2 separate regions of the Homo sapiens genome follow, and region 2 is linked to region 1. Evidence: read pairs that join two places in POLR2A ChIA-PET (ENCODE). Cell type or tissue: A673. All regions are shown on one strand. Each heading gives the region's core, and the rest is flanking DNA. Links, peaks and the distances in the headings are about the cores only.

What was found. Peaks named below come from ENCODE experiments on the same cell type or tissue, not always from the same donor. Only the 100,000 strongest peaks of a DNase experiment are listed, where the experiment ranks them.
Region 2: POLR2A ChIA-PET joins it to region 1 with 6 read pairs; 2 of 35 experiments call an interaction of 5 or more read pairs at or near these places.

Annotation. Positions count from the first base shown.
Region 1 is chr13:32,117,291-32,120,210 of GRCh38, reverse strand. It overlaps FRY (FRY microtubule binding protein), which reads right to left. Exons shown (of 61, transcript NM_023037.3): 4 at 2,738-2,877. Among named protein-coding and RNA genes, the nearest start is that of FRY, 87 kb to the right of the region's middle. In A673, for the core only: no CTCF peak of the experiment used is centred there; no DNase peak of the experiment used is centred there.
Region 2 is chr13:32,260,037-32,262,956 of GRCh38, reverse strand. FRY (FRY microtubule binding protein) reads right to left here. Exons shown (of 61, transcript NM_023037.3): 52 at 1,141-1,341; 53 at 482-643. Among named protein-coding and RNA genes, the nearest start is that of ZAR1L, 54 kb to the left of the region's middle. In A673, for the core only: no CTCF peak of the experiment used is centred there; a DNase peak (open chromatin) is centred at 1,206.

The sequences.
Region 1 (2,920 bases), core at 182-2,681:
TACATAATAGTTTGAGAAGATAAAACATGTAAAGTATTTAGCATAATTTCCCAAACACATAAATGCTCAATAGTATATATTAAATAAAACCAATGAGGAGGGATGACAGGATTTAGACTTGCCAGGAAGATCTTTTCAAAATAAATCAAGACTATTTTAAATCTGGAATGTTTTTCTCTTTAGTCAAAAGGGAATAAGAAGAAAATAATGTGATATTTAAGATATAAAGAAGACCTTCTGGAGTGCTCTGTAACTTTGAGCAAGTCAAATTAAGGCTGGTGGATGACAGAACGCGTTAAGAAGGAACTTGCATGTTTATCTTTCAAGGAGTAAATGTATCAACAGAGTAGGAACTCATTCTTTCAGGATCATTTATGAACAGCCCTGCCAGGAGAAAGAGCTGTGAACAAAACCATCTATCTAAAGTCCTTCAAGACCCACTGGAACTAGTAAGCGGCACTGCGAGCTGGGGGAAAGGAAAATCTATGCAGCTGCATTAAAAAGGAGGGCACTCAGAAATCAGGCTTTATATCCATTATATTATAGAATAAGGAGACAGGAAGTTGGAAAGACCAAAAGGAAGGAGAACTCCCAGAGATGGCCAGCAGCAGTAGAGAGAGTATTTTTGTGCTGGATGCTAAGGGTCTTTACAAGTGGCCAGAGGAACCTGAGAAAGTAGCAGTTCTTGGCAGAAAAAAAAATGTAGACCTTTGATTCTATTTTATTTAATAAGCCAAATTATGTTTTCAAATCAAAGTAAGACATATACATTTCTAATAATGAATTCAACTTTATTGCTGGTTTGCAGTCTAACTGCCAGGAGCCAGAGACATTTGACAGATTTATTTGGCAGTCCAAATGCTGATACTGTACTAATCTCAGAAATCACAACCCAATGTGCATCCCTGACATCTATTTTCAGTAGTTTATGCTCCTCCTTAAAGTCCCCCCAACCTTTTTTTCCTAGTAGCAGAAACTCACATTTAGCTACACCATACCCTAGAGAGCTTCATTCATTTGGCTGTTTTCTAAGCACATTTTCTCTCTTATTTTAAAAATTCAAGCATTAACTAAAATGCTACTAAGTCAAATTTTACTGTCCTGATTCTTTATCTGATCTCAGTACTTACTCTGATCTCCTGAAAATAATCAGTAACACAATTTTAAAAACTATAATTTTTAATCCATAAAGAAATCAATTCATGAAAAATCTAATTTCAGCAACTAAATTCTGACAAAACAGAGGAACAAAACTAAAACTCAATTCAACTCACTAAAAACTGTCCCACTCCCTGCCCCTGGGAAGGTTTAATATCTGTTCATAAGACAACATGTAATATGGAAAAAATAATAAAATGATCCTTTTAATTTCTTAATCACATGGTCTGAACCATTTTTCAGATAAACAATTTAAATTCTATTTTTAAAACCTGATAAATTAAAAAAATATTCATGAGGAGAGGCTGCTAATGGGTACAGGATTTGGGGGTGATAAAAATGTTCTGAAATTAGAGTGGTAATGGTTGTACAACCCTGTAAATATACTAAAAACATTGAATTATATACTTTAAAAGGGTGAATTTTATGGCATCTGAGTTATATCTAAAAATTCTAAAAATTTCCTTCTTCACTAAAAAAAATTCAATACGAAAAAGTTATTAATCTCTCTCCCAAACAAAATTATATGATTAAATCTTGCATAAATTCAAGCACATTATAAAAGCAGATTACAAATTTTGTTGAAGTGTAACATGGTAATGTTACAATTCTTCTATTTCAAAAGAAGTCTTTTGAAACAGTATTAGGACTTTCAAGAAAAATGAGAGAAATAAATCATTCACAAAAAGTAGTTAATGTCTGATTTTCTGGTTGATTAATTTCAGTTTACAGACTTTAAAAGTATTTTTTTAATTGGAATAATCCATTCATGTGGAGAAATCTAACTACTTTTTAAAATAATCTTTTATTTTTTTTAAAAAAGGTAAGTGTATTAATCTTTCTTATATTCACTGCCTTGCTATAGGTTGACTAAACATATGAAATTATATGTGCTTACCTAAAATTTGGGGAGGACACACATTAATGAGAATCTTAAGTTTTACAGATGCTGATATGCTCCTGGAGCAGCAAGTTCCATTTTTCAAACCCACAGGAAGAAGGGAACAGAGAATAAATAAACAAAATACTCAGCTGGAAGGAGGAGTTGGAGATGGTGTCACCTAACTTCCTTGTTTTGCTCACAAGGAGGCTGAGGTACAGAGAGGCGGGGAGCTGCCCAAAGTCACATGGCTAAATAGTGGCAGCGCCAGGACTACCACTAACGTCCAGTCCAGCGTCCTTCCCACTACAGTACACTGAGCACTCAAGGTTACTGGAACGAGGACTAAAATATCTTGGCATGTCACGCAAGGCCTGAAGTCAGCATTCTGCTTTGGGTGTAGACTCAGTGGGAGAGGGCAGAGGAAAGAAGCTGGCAAGAAAGTGACCTGTGGCCCTTCACACCTGTCTCCACCAAAGTTGAAATAAAGCTGTGTATGAATTTTCAACCCGTGACGGCTGGCAGTGACTCGGTGCTCCAAATGGGTTACCTGCTACAGACACAGGGCCCCTGCAGCACCTGCTAGGCATCCTTGTGAAGAGTCAGGAAGACCCAATTGCCTTGTAACTCTAATTTTGATTTATGTTTCCTGAAAACAAAACAAAATAAAACCATGATCCTTACACAAAAGAAATGTACCTTTTTGATTTATTGCTTGTTCTTGGTCTGTATTCATGTGATTCATCCTCAATGCCATTTTGCCTTTTATACCAGTCAAATAATGTACGTAGAATGGAAGGCAGGCAGTACTCAGAAAGGGAGCTCATTGAGCTGATGACCTATGGAGGAAAATGCAGGTGATTAGAACACTGGTAGCACTGC
Region 2 (2,920 bases), core at 252-2,751, 140 kb before region 1:
TTGACATTAAAAATTCTGATAGTATGCCAAAAGGCAAGCACTGAATCAATGTACAAATTGTATAATTGTTTCCTACAAAGGAAAAAATTCCCCAAATATGTGCATACACCCACACCTCACTTAGCATATTGTTTTATAAAATTCATGACAAAGATCAGCAGTTTCCCAGTCACAGCCATCTCAGACATACACCACTGGTTTTGCCATCCACCAGCAGTGTTCATGCAAAATGTCTCATTTTAAAAAGACCTCAAATCAAGTCTTTCAGCCAAGAAGATGGCTGCTCAAGTTTGTGGGGGTAAAACAACTTCAAAACATAGGCTCAGGTGCACAAACTTCTATTATTTTAAAAAAGAGAGAAAGAAAAAGATAAAGATAGTCTTTCTACTTGAGACCCCTTAAGAATTCTCAGAAAATTGGAAGTGTTTTTTTTTAAGGGTTTTAAGGGAAGTACAAATCATCATTGTTAAAATCTCTTCACCTTTGAACCCTCAGAAATCTGCAGATTATTCATATCAGGCAAGGAAGCATCAAAGCTGGACATTCTGGTGTTAAAGGAATGAGGTTCTGCAGGGGTCGAGTCACAGGCTGTGGTGAGCAGCTCCATGGGATTCGTCTCTTCAGAGGGGGAGAGAGTCATGATCTGTTTAAAAAGCAAAGGAAATTAAACATAGTATGAAGTTCCCATTCTTTAAAAGCTCCATTTATTCTCTAGTTGTTGGTTAATACGTCTTAATTTTTTAACTTCCACATTTCACCATTATTGGGCCTTAAACATAGCAGCTAGTAATCCAGGTATTTTCAGAAAATCACATCAAAATGTCTGTCATATCTCCACACTTTAGAGATCTGGGGAATTTTTAAAAAGATTCCAGAATCATAAAAGGTATTTGGGAAAAATCTAGGCCTTAACAGATCTGGTGGCTTTCAGGGTGAATCACATGGACCCCAGTCTTTGTTTCCATCTGCAACCTACAGAGAAGACTCTGCCAGCTAGAACCCGTATGACACCACCTGACAGTTCCGATTTTAGTTCAGCAGCTGTGGAAAGTTTCCTTAGCTGCAACTGGAAACTGTCCTCCTGCATTAGTTACAAAAAATAAGCCTCCCAATTCTTAGAGTGGGAGAGCCGCTACTTACTAGGTCTGAGTGCTCCAGGATCTGGCTGGCTGTGAGGTCCTCCTCCTCGGATGATTCATCGGAGTCCTCATGGTGCATTTTATTCAGGCTAGGAGTGCTTCCTGACAGTTGGCGCTCCTCCAGAATCTGCATATCACACTTATCCAGGCTGTCCAGAGAACGTCTGCGCACTCCCCAGTTGAAATTGTCCATACTCTCACCCTGAAATCACACCATCAGCCGGTTTTTTATGCCAAAATCCTCTTGCACTCACATGTTCACACATTCAATTAGTCATAGCTTGGGAACAAATATTGTCATTATTAACTCTTAGGCCCTCATCGACTTTGGTATCAAAACTTTTGTTTACCCAATGTGAAAAGTAGTAAAAGCACACTATTTTCATGTAAACTCATGTGAAGTCATAGGCAGAAATGATTACATACTTTTCTTTGGCATGGTGGGTAATAATTACATTTTTTAAAAAGTTGATTTTGGTAAACACTACCAATGATCTGTGTTTTCAAAAATCTGTAACAAAGAGACCATTAGTATGAAAACTTCAAAAGAGGTGTCACCCACTCCCACCACCCTGAGGTCGGCCCCTGTTTAGTACTGTTTTCAGAAGGAGAAAAAAGTAGGAGCTATGCTGCTTGTAGCACATTCCAGAATCCTTTGGGTATTTAGTGGAAGAGCATTAGGTAAACATTCCAGCCTATTTCTGCCACAGCAATTTTCACAGATACAATGCAGAGTTAAAGACTATCAGAGCAGCTGGGCAAAGTCTGATGGATCATGCACTATGCAGAGGCCAGAGCAGCAACACCTTAACTTTTGCTTTAGGCTCATCTTTAAATAATTGTCCCGGTGTAGAAAATTGTTAATTTCACTATGTTGGCCAGACTGGCCTTGATCACCTGACCTCATGATCCACCTGCCTCGGCCTCCCAAAGTGCTGGGATTACAGGCGTGAGCCACCACATCCAGCCTATTACTGTTTTTTTGTTTTTTTCTTTTGAGACAGAGTCTTGCTGTTGCCCAGGCTGGAGTGGTGCAGTGGCGCGATCTCAGCTTGCGGCAACCTCCACCTTCTGGGTTCCATGTCAGGCTAATTTTTTGTATTTTTAGTAGAGACAGGATTTTGCCATGTTGCCAGGCTGGTCTTGAACTCTTGACCTCAAGTGATCCACCCGCCTCGGCCTCCCAAAGTGCTGAGATTACAGGCGTGAGCCACTGCACCCGGCCCCAAATATTATTGTTGATTTGTATATTTTGAATTACCGAGAACTAGCTTAAGTGGCCATGTAAGTGTTAAAGAAAGCTTTTAGTTGCATTCAGACTTTCTCTACAAACCATCAGTTAATAAATAAGTGTATTTGACTAACATAACTTTTTTTTTCTAGAAATGGATTTGGGTTTTATTTTTCTTTCTGTTAGGAATAAAGGAAGAAAAATATTACTCAGCTGACTGATATGCAAATTTTAACCTAAACAAATGATCTGACAAAATCTAGTACAGAATCTTTTCATTTACTGGTAATTTGAAACACTGCCTGATGGTTCATTGGAATAAAATAAAACAACTTTTTCTGATGAGAGCTCAGTGAACAACATAATATGAGAGATGTGAGTTACTGTTAAACTTATGAGCATTATCATTTATTAATTTCCCTCTGTTTTAAAGCAGAGGGTCGTGTCTGTCTCCTAGTGAAACAAGCTTGCCATTCTCACAGATCTGTCATATAACAGAGGCATAGCTTTTTCAAAGTCTGCTTGGGCTATTCATGGTAGAAGGCAACAG